Linked DNA regions of Homo sapiens: region 1 is linked to region 2. Evidence: read pairs that join two places in POLR2A ChIA-PET (ENCODE). Cell type or tissue: OCI-LY7. All regions are shown on one strand. Each heading gives the region's core, and the rest is flanking DNA. Links, peaks and the distances in the headings are about the cores only. Region 1 overlaps LOC100128988 (a long non-coding RNA gene). Region 2 has its middle 98 kb from the start of TOP1.

Evidence for each region. Peaks named below come from ENCODE experiments on the same cell type or tissue, not always from the same donor. Only the 100,000 strongest peaks of a DNase experiment are listed, where the experiment ranks them.
Region 1: POLR2A ChIA-PET joins it to region 2 with 9 read pairs; 3 of 35 experiments call an interaction of 5 or more read pairs at or near these places.

Annotation. Positions count from the first base shown.
Region 1 is chr20:41,009,656-41,015,033 of GRCh38, forward strand. All of the region lies in intron 2 of LOC100128988 (a long non-coding RNA gene), which reads left to right. Among named protein-coding and RNA genes, the nearest start is that of TOP1, 16 kb to the right of the region's middle. RefSeq lists enhancers at 1,887-2,046, 2,187-2,236. In OCI-LY7, for the core only: no CTCF peak of the experiment used is centred there; DNase peaks (open chromatin) are centred at 2,126, 3,091, 3,376 and 5,076; H3K4me3 peaks cover 2,109 bases; H3K27ac peaks cover 5,000 bases.
Region 2 is chr20:40,928,229-40,933,606 of GRCh38, forward strand. No RefSeq gene overlaps it. Among named protein-coding and RNA genes, the nearest start is that of TOP1, 98 kb to the right of the region's middle. In OCI-LY7, for the core only: no CTCF peak of the experiment used is centred there; DNase peaks (open chromatin) are centred at 933, 2,573, 3,323, 4,373 and 1 weaker place; H3K4me3 peaks cover 2,506 bases; H3K27ac peaks cover 4,996 bases.

The DNA.
Region 1 (5,378 bases), core at 145-5,144, 81 kb after region 2:
ATCAATATAAAAAGTATGCATATTTCATTTTATTTTTGTACTAAGAATCTGAAATCCAGTGTATATTTCACACTCACAGCACATCTGAGTTTGAACTAGCCACATTTCAAGTGCTCAGTAGTCCTGGGTGCTAGCGGCTATCAGATTAGACAGTGTAGTTTTAGAGGATGCTTACAGCTAACTGGCCTATGTCCTGTACTGGAGGACATTCATTCTGAGAAAAATTCATAGAAATTTTCCTCTTTGGAAAAAAGGATTCTAAGTCAGACCGGTCACTGACAGAGTGAAACAGGGTTTTTAATTCTTTAGGACCTCAAGAGTCTTCTCTGTGCTAGTGTGAGATGTGATACAGACCAGAGAACATGTAACATCTCCCCAGCTTACTTGAGCTCAGAGCTCTGTTTTCATAAAGATTTCTGGGGAATGAGATGTGATAAAGACCAGAAGAGCGATATAGCATTTCCCCAACTTATCTGAGCTCAGGGTTCTGTTTTCATAAGGCCTTTCGGGGGATTAGTGTCCAGTGGAATGTTCTTTGGCAAATGTTGATACAGCCACATGCCTGACTCAGTAGATCCCAGGATCCCCACAGGAAGAATGTAGAGTTGAGGAAGTCTGCCTCAAGTGCCTCAGCACCTGAGACTCGATTACTGAATTGACTAAACTAATTATGGGAGGCCATATAGGGCAGGACTAGAATTAGTGAGCAAAAATTGCAGCATATTTCAGCTCAAACAAGGATTTTTTTTTATTGTGTGTGTATGTGTGCGCACACATGCGTGTTTTTAAAAATTTAAATCTAAGTTGCCAGATCTGTCTAAAAAATGCAATATGTGGCCTTGTGAGATGATGATTTCTCTGTCACTCATAATCAAGGAGTGATGAAGGCTAGAGTTCTTTGTGGGGTAGGGGGCTCCTAACCAGAGTCTCTAATTTTTTTTTCCAGAACTTAAAAAAGGTAAGAAAAAAAGCAACAATGGGCAGAGAACTTGAGCATCAGAGGAACTGATCAGACATGCTCTGGACCATTTATTAAGAGCACACTTTGGGATTCTGGAGCCTTCAGTGGAAGATTGGTTTATAGCCAAATCCCTTTTGAGGCTACAGATTCTTGGTTCAGTTCAGATGATTTTTTTTTTTTAGACAGTCTCACTCTGTTGCCCAGGCTGGAGTGCAGTGGCCACCATCTCAGCTCATTGCAACCTCTGCCACCCAGGTTGAGTGATTCTCCTGCCTCAGCCACTCTAGTAGCTAGGATTACAGGCATGTGCCACCATACCTGGCTAACTCTTTTGTATTTTTAGTAGACATGGGGTCTCACCATGTTGGCCAGGCTGGTCTCAAACTCCCATATCTGCCCACCTCAGCCTCCCAAAGTGTTGGATTACAGGCATGAGCCACTGCACCTGGCCTATATCACACTTTGATAAAAGGTTTTAAGGCTGGGTATGGGCTGGGATTACACCTGTAATCCCAGCACTTTGGGAGGCTGAGGTGAGCAGATCACAAGGTCAAGAGATTGAGACCATCCTGGCCAACATGGTGAAACCCTGTCTCTACTAAAAATACAAAAATTAGCCAGGCATGGTGGCACACGCCTGTAGTCCCAGCTACTCAGGAGACTGAGGCAGGAGAATCGCTTGAACCAGAGAGGCAGAGGTTGCAGTGAACCAAGATCGTGCCACTACACTCCAGCCTGGCAACAAAGCTAGACTCCTTCTCAAAAATAATAATAATAATAAAAAAAGGGTTAGCCATGCTACCGAGAGGCCCCTAACCACCCACAGACAGACAGACAGACTGCAGATGGAATCAGACCAATCATCTCAGAGCCTCCAGGTGCCCATCAGTAAGATGCCTGGAAGGACCTGGAAGCTGAGGCCTTTAAAGGTTGGGCTCAGTGTCTCTATGTCAAGCACGGGGCCTGGTACAATGTAGGTGTTCAAATAGTTGTCTCCTTCCTTCCTCATACCTGGATTTTAGGTGTGGCAGTTCCAGAAATGCCATGGCCTGCGTAAGAAGGGTCTGGAGTGCCTCATTTAAAGCTCACAAGGATCACAGAGGCTGGCACAGCTGGGCTGAGAACAGAAGGGGAAACGAAACCCTTTCATGGCTCACATATGCTCAAGCAACTACAAAGAAGCCACCTGTGGTCAGCTGAAGAGTGGATGGGGGAGAAAGAGGGAGCTTCAGAGAAGTGGGGGTGGTGGTGAGGAAGAAGGTTTTTAGGTGGTAGAAGTGGAGGAGGTCAAAGAAAACAGCAGTTAAGAATCATAGGCAATACACCATAGGGTGAGGGTAGGGGTGGGGAAGGTAGGTTTTGGGTGGTGGAGATGGGAAAGGTTAAAAAAAAACCACAGTGGTTAATAATAGGCAACACACCATCCATCGTGCGGAGGAAGAAACCCTGGACTTAGAATTATGTGATTTTGGCAAAACATGTAACCAAGCAGCTCTCTCATCTGTAAAAATGGGACAATAATAGTTCCTTTCTCTTGGGGTTATTGAGAGGTTGAAATCAGTTGATGCATGAAAAATGTACAAATCTTGCTGTTGCTGTTAATAATAACAGTATTGATAATACCGTAGGAAGAAGCTTCTGCTTCTGAAAGGAGACCAGGTGGACTGATTTGGGAACCAAAAACAACCAGAAATCTAGAGGGAAGGGGAGAAGGCAAGGAGAGATCTTGATCTAGGTGCACCAGAACTTATATGCAAAATGCTGTTTTTAAGTGCATAGGTATTAATATTTATTAGAGGAAGAGATACCATAGCCCACATCAGCTTCTCAAAGGAGTCTATCTCACACACACACACACACACACACACACACACACACAGACACACACACACAATAGTTTAAAAATGACTGATCTAGAGAAATTAAGAGCCAAGAGAAAGAAGCAGATGAGACAAGAGGCCCACAATCATCCATGGTTGGAATGAGCCATCTCCATGGACCTAAGACTTGGGATCAGGGGTGGCGGAAAGTATAAACAGAAGAGGCAAAAAAAAGAGTTTGTTGGAATGAAGACTTAAAGAACCAAGTCAGCTCACAGTGGGAATGGAATGGGGGTTAGTTCAGCTATCACATGGCCCAGAGCAGGCTCACAGAGGCTGTTGGCTGAAGGCTGGGTGAGTGGATGGATGGGCAGGGAGCCCGACCCAGCAGCTGAGGATTGGGGAAACTAGGGAGGCAGACTGCAGATCAGGAGGCAAGGCATAAGAGAGACCTTGACTCTAGAAGACTGGCAGGGATTGACTGGAGAAATGATTTCCGTTTGCCTGGTGTGATGGGAAAGAACTGTCAGCCAGTGTATACTTCTCCCCATCTAAAATACTTCTGATTCTGTGGGTGAGGATTTGCAAGAAGGCACTCTGCCAGGGGGAGGGACTTAACTGTTGGCTCTGTGGCTGTTTCAGGAACACTCTAGGGCAGAGGGGGGTGGGGTGGGCAGAGACTTTTCTTTTTGAAATTTGTGAGTTTGTACCCTGACTTGCCCATTTCATTCATGTATTCATGCAACAAATATTTCTTAAGCACCTATTATGTGCCCACCTTTCTGCCAGGTGTTGGAGATGCAACAATAAATAAAAGATAGAATAGTCCCTGAACTTAAAAATCTTACATCTAGCTGGGTGCCATGGCTCACGCCTGTAATCCCAGCACTTTGGGAGGCCAAGGCGGGCAGATCATGAGGTCAGGAGATCGAGACCATCCTGGCTAACACGCTGAAACCCCATCTCTACTAAAAAATAAAAAAAATATTAAAAAAATTAGCCAGGCGTGGTGGTGGGTGCCTGTGGTCCCAGCTACTCAGGAGGCTGAGGCAGGAGAATGGCATGAACCCAGGAGGCGGAGCTTGCAGTGAGCCGAGATCGCACCACTGCACTCCAGCCTGGGCGACAGAGCAAGACTCCATCTCAAAAATAAAATAAAATAAAATAAAATCTTACATCTAGTTGAGGAAATGGATAATGAGAGTGCAGTATGATAGGTGCTGAGACTGGGGCCATGCGCAAGTTGCTATAGGAACAGAGGAAAAGGGCACTCATACTTCCCCAAGCCTGTCTTCTTTTTATTTATTTATTTATTTATTTATTTATTTATCATTTGAGACAGAGTTTTGCTCTTTAGCCTAGGCTGGAGTGAATGGTGTGATCTGGGCTCACTGCAACCTCCACCTCCCAGGTTCAAGCCATTCTCCTGCCTCAGCCTCCCAAATAGCTGGGATTACAGGTGTGAACCACCACGTCCAGCTAATTTTTATATTTTTAATAGAGACGAGGTGTCGCCATGTTGGCCAGGCTGGTCTCAAACTCCTGATCTCAGGTGATCCACCCGCCTTGGCCTCCTAAAGTGCTAGGATTATAGGCGTGAGCTACCACACTCAGCCTTAAGCCTCAATCTTCTTATCTGCAAAGTGGGAATCATGGCCGGGTGCGGTGGCTCACACCTGTAATCCCAGCACTTTGGGAGGCCGAGGAGTGTGGATCACCTGAGGTCAGGAGTTCCAGAACAGCCTGGCCAACATGGAGAAATCCCATCTCTACTAAAAACACAAAAAAATTAGCTGGGCGTGTTGGCTCGCACCTGTGATCTCAGCTGCTCGGGAGGCTGGGGCAGGAGAATCACTTGAACCCAGGAAGCAGAGGTCACAGTGAGCCAAGATTGTGCCATTGCACTCCAGCCTGGGCAACAAGAACGAAACTCCATCTCAAAAAAAAAAAAATGGGAACCATGTTATTCACTATAAGGAGTTTTCTGGTACATTCCAGGCCTCTGCTTGACACATATTAGGAGCCCGTTGCAGCCCATAATTCATTTATTCAACAAATGTTAATTGAGTATCTTATGTGTGTCAGGCACTTCTGTGGATGGTAGAAATGTGGCACTAAATAAACTGAGAAAGCCGGGCACGGTGGCTCATGCCTGTAATCCTAGCACTTTGGGATATCAAAGCAGAACACCTTTAAGCTCAGGAGTTCGAGACCAATCTGGGCGACATAGGAAGACTCTGTGTCTACAAAATATAAACAATTAGCTGAGCATGTTGGTGCACACCTGTAGCCCCAGCTGCTCAGCAGGCTGAAGTGGGAAGATTGTTTGAGTCTAGGAGGTCAAGGCTGCAGTGAGTCATGGTTGTACTGCTGTACTCCAGCCTGGGTGACAAAATAATATTATTTTTGTCTCAAAAATAATAAATAAATAAATAAACTGATAAGAATTGCTGCTGTCATCAAGATTACATACTACACGGGGAAAACAATAAGTAAAATATTCCGTAGGCCAAATGGTGACAAGTGCATTGGAGACAAATAAAGCAGGGATGGAAAGAGGGAAGAACTGAGGGAAGGGGGTTGTAATTTTAAATAGA
Region 2 (5,378 bases), core at 274-5,273:
CCCTGACCTCACCAAAGAGAGTTAATCCCTCTCCTCTGCACTCCCACAGCACCCTAGACAGGCCTTCATAACTGGCGTGGCACCTGGACAAGAATGAACTTACCTCTGACCTATTTGCAAAAGAGGGCTGCTGATTTGGTCTGTCCCCACTGGGCGCCAGCATCTGCCAGCAAGGGTCTGCACAATGTATGTATACGATGTGCCCACCTCCCCAAAGAATGAGAAACAGAGCAGACTCTCACAGCATGGTTCAGGAAAAAAAGGTCCCCTGGACCCACAAGTGGAGACCTCAATGCACATCAACTTATTGAAGGCTCTGAGCAACTATCTTAGTTTGAGCTACCATAACAAAGTTTCATAGACTGGGTGACTTATGTACAGCAGAAATTTTTTCTCACAATTCTGCAGGCTGGAAGTCCCGGATCTTCCATGGTGCCAGCATGGTTCTGGTGAAGACTCTTCCAGGGTGAAGACTGCTGACTTCTTGTTGTATCCTCACATAGTGGAAAGGGCAAAAGAGCTCTCGGAAGTCTCATTCATTCAACACTAATTCCATTCATGTAGGCTCCACACTCATGACCTAATCACCTCCCAGAGGCCCAACTTCCTAACACCATTGCTTTGAGGATTAGGATCTCCACATATGAATTTTGGGGGGACATAAACATTCTGTCCATAACAGTAGTTCTGCAAGGAAACCAAAGCTGTTAAATGTATTTAGCCAGCATACTTCTCACTTTCTAACCAAGAATTTATTCCCTTGGAATGCCTATTAACATCCCATGGAGCTATTGTTCTATGGGCAAGAAAACTTTTGTGAAGTGTTGATCTATAGAAATGCCTACAGGACTTCTCTAATTCAGAACTTTTGGCCAGGTGTTGTGGCTCACGCCTGTAACCCCAGCACTTTGGGAGGCTGAGGATCACCTGCAGTCAGGAGTTTGAGACCAGCCTAGCCAACATGGCAAAACCCTGTCTCTACTAAAAATACAAAAATTAACCAAGCGTGGTGGCACACACCTGTAGTCCCAGCTACTCGGGAGGGTGGAGCACGAGAATCACTTGAGCCCAGGAGGCAGAGGTTGCAGTGAGCCAAGATCGCACCACTGTACTCCAGCCTGGGTGACAGAGCAAGACTCTGTCTCCAAAAAAAAAAAAAAATCAGAACTTTACATGGACAATAATGGGATCTGGAATGTTGAAACTCATCTTGAATGAGATCTCCATGCAGTCTGCTAACCAGTTAAACTATAAATCCCACAGTTTTAATAAATGCAAAGTGTTTCCAGTTTAGTAGCCCAGTTGCTCCTTTCTAAGGAATTGGTGACTTCCCAAGAAATAGAGGTTAGGGAATGTCTCCACTGGTTCAGGACTTCTCTGACTCTTGTTTGCCATTAAGGATGTTCGGGATCTGGTGTTGTTTAGTAAATATCCCATCCCACCTCTTGCATGGGAATAGTCTCTGCCTTGCATCAGGGCTTTTAACTCCATTAAATCCAATTGCAGAAAATTCTCAGACTCAGCTACTCATCACACTCACTCTTGGCAGAGTTTTATCTCTGTGGCTCCAGTTATATCTACTCTCAATGTCAAAAGGGTCAAGAACAATCTCTTCCATCAGACACTGAACAGGACCTGCCTCCAGTTTCATTCACTCAAAAATGGGGTCTCTCTTCTTCCTTCCTTTTGATCTGTTCCAAGTGTCTCCCTGCTGAGTGTCATGGGAAGGGACTTGGTGCCCCAGTGTTTTGGTTGGAAGATTCACTTCCAAACTGAATCCAACTTGAAGAGGCTTCCCCACTAGGCAGAGAGGGTGAACCTTAGGTGCGTTGAGGGTATCACTCCCTTTCCATGCGTCTTCAACCTCAGCCTCCATTCTTAACTATTCACCCTAACCACATGCACTCCACTTCTCACTGCACCCAAGTCTCCTCTGGACTCACCATCCTGGCTATGGTCTTGCTAAGCTTGTTAGAGTTAACCTTTGGCCTTTCTTTTCAGCTTCCTCGCCAAGCCCCCTTTTTGATAACTCTGGGGAAATGCCCCACTTGGCCCAGCCATCCAGGCATACAGCTCCTCAGTGCAGACTCTCATGGCTTCAGAGTACTCTGCTTCTAGACAGGAGGTGGAAGAAGAAAGGGTGGAGAAGGTAGATTCACTTCTTAATCTCCTCAGCCTAAAATCAGCCCAAAGTCTTTCTGCTCATAGTTCACCAATGAAAACTAGTCATGTGATCCCTATGATATGAAAGGGAGTCTGAGAGGTATAGGTCCTGTCTGGGTAGCTGCCAGCATGAACCCTATTCTATTAAAGGGGAAGCATGATCTTTTGGAGGTCAGCTAGCCACCTCTTCCTCACTATGTCATTCCTGATGTTGATGATAGAAGTAATAATAACCAATGCTATTGGCAATAATAATAACTGCTCTTCTGCATTAAGCACATCCTCTGACACAATCTTTGTGCTGAGAGTTTTCCAGGCATCATGCTACTCACTCTTCCATCCTTCCTGTGAGGTTAGAAGACTTCTGCTTCAGATTCTCTAAGAATGAGGTCAGATCCTGTTCCACTCTGCACTCAGTAGACATACTCATGCCATGGTCAACTCTCATATCTATGCCGTAGAGGCAGTCATGCTACCTGCCCCTCAGACCCTGAGAAAGGAACAGAGGCCATCAGAAGGGAGTTTCTGCTCATTTGAATTATATGTCACAGAGGCTAAGACCCCACCAGGTTGACAAGCTAGGCCTGGGTTCTGAGTCTTTTGAAAATTCCCTGTTGGGGAAGCGTATCCTCAGCCTGCTTGAACTCACCTACTGTGTGCACCCCTGCAACTGGGCTAACCATCAAGAGCCCCCCCCCAGACAGGGGAGATCCAGCCAGAAAAGTTGTTACCATCTTCACTCTCTGTGGCCTCCTCTTCCTATATCAGGAAGTCGCCAAATGGTGACCATAAAAATACATCTCCCCTTTTTCTACGGCTTATCATCAGGGGAATGAATGAGGACCCACGTCATCCAAAGACCTGAAGGCAGGTGGGAGTTTGCCTTTATACTCAAAAGCAAGAGCTGATTCCCTGTGTCTGCACTTATTGGGCCAATGATGCACACAAATATTACTGCATTTTACAGATGGAGAAACTAAGGAGTGACTATGTTAAAGTCAAGAGTATGCAGTAGCGGAGCTGGGAAAGATGGCTGAAAGGTGGGTTTGGCTCAAGATAGGGGCTCTCAAAGCACTTTGCCTGAGTACCTTGAGCTTCCTACTCAGATGTGTTGAGTCCACACCAATACACAAGTCTTGGGCTTGAAACCCTTCCCAGGCAGATCAGAGGAAGTGGGGGAGTGGTCTGCAACCTAGAAGCAGCTGCACAGGCAGCAGATGGTAACGGCTGCCTCTCAGATGGTTTTTTGTCACATAGCTTTTTTTCTTTCACATTATGAATTTTTTTCTGAAATCCTCTAAAAACATTGTTTTTATAGTAACAGAGGTGGCTGTATGTTTCTGAGAGATCCAGATCCCACACTCAGTCTGTCAGCCTGCTGGGATCTTTGCCTTTGTGACATATGAATAAAGTAAGTTCAAGCTCGCTGCTGCAAACAGTCCCTGGAGGTGGGCTGCCTCCTCTTCCCAGTAGCTAGAGGAGCCCTAGGATTCTGGAGAACCGAGCCCCAAGACCATCTTGTCCCGAGTCCCAAAGATAATGGGCAGTAATCCCAGGAGAGCAAGGATACAGAGGGACAAGGCCCCTAGAGTGGGTGGGAGTTCTGGGCTCCAAATATGTGTGAGTCTTCATAGGAAGGAACCAAGAGCAGCATAACCTCAAACAAGTATTTAACCTCTCTAAGCCTCAGTTTCCTCATCTGAGCATACTGATGCTGTCTACCTCCTGAGATTGCAGGGAGAACTGAATTATGCTTATGAAAGGGCCTAGCACAGCACCTAGCTCCCACTGTTTTCTCAATAAAGACTGGCTTTGATAATTATTTTGTTTGATAATTATTTGGTAATTATCCTAAGCCACAGGATAGGAAAAATAAGCAATAATGCAAAGACCAGAGATGATGAGAGCCTCAAGCCCAGATGAAGGGGTCATGGGTAGACAGACTGAGTCAGAGAGGTCCTTGACCTTACCCAGCAGGAAGGAGGGGCTATTCCCAGGTGAGCCAAGGCTGTGAAGAAGGACTTTGGCCTCTAAACCTCATGCCCAGTTTGGCCCCCACCTCAATTCTTGTTCCCACTGCAGAGAAATCTTCTTGCACAGCCTGGCAGGTTGTACCTTTTAATAGAGGAAATACTGGAAACATAGGTGTGACATTTCCTATCCTATAAATATGCCCTCTACTCAGAGCCAGATGATACTGAGAAGGACATCCTTCATGCTGCTACACAGCATGTCTGTAGCCTGTACAGAGGGAGTGGGGGTGAGGGGGCCCAGTGAGGCATGATAGTTGACCTCATAAGCAGATACTTTTCATGGGGATCAAGCTGTCAGTTTTGCAGGGGGACCTGGGAACTCTCAGACTGGGGGCATTGATTCCAGGAGCCTGGATGCAATCCACTGACCTACAGACGGACCACAGGATGTGCTGCTCCCTGGTGAGTGGGCTTGAGGGTATGCTGGCCCCTTACATGACCCTTGGGTCAGGATACGACCCTCAGCTTGTGCTGGACTTTGAACTACCAAATCCTATGGGTCTTCCAGATGATAAAGCCTCATTTAAACAGAATCTTTCCAACATCCCAATGATTGGAAGATGATGATTCTCATTTTACAGAGATAGAAAAGAGGGAGGGTGAAAGACGGAAACATTCTTTTTTTTTTTTTTTTTTTTTTTTTTGAGATAGAGTCTCACTTTATTACCCAGGCTGGAGTGCAATGGCATGCTTAAGAATCACTTCAGCCTCAATGTCCTGGGTTCAAATGACCCTCCCACCTCAGCCTCCTGAGTAGCTAGGACTACAGGCATGCACCACCAGGTCTGGCTAATATTGTGTTTTTTGTAGAGATGGGGTTTCACCATTTTGCCCAGCTGGTCTCGAACCCCTGAGCTAAAGCAATCCACCCATCTTGGCCTCCCAAAGTGCTGGGATTACAGGCATGCACTACCATGCCCGGCCTCATTCATTCCTTTATTTATCCAACCAATTACTTCAATATTGATAATCTAATATATTCCAGGTACAGTGCATACACTCAGTACAGTACACTGAGGCATAAAGAAGTAAACAGGGTAGGCAATGCCCTGCTCTCATGGAGCAGGGAGATAAACAATTAAATAATCAAATAAGAAATATGTTATTCATTATTTAATGTGACTGTGCAAAGGATATGGGGTAGGTTGAATGACTGGCTCCAATTCTCCACCCCTCTATGTA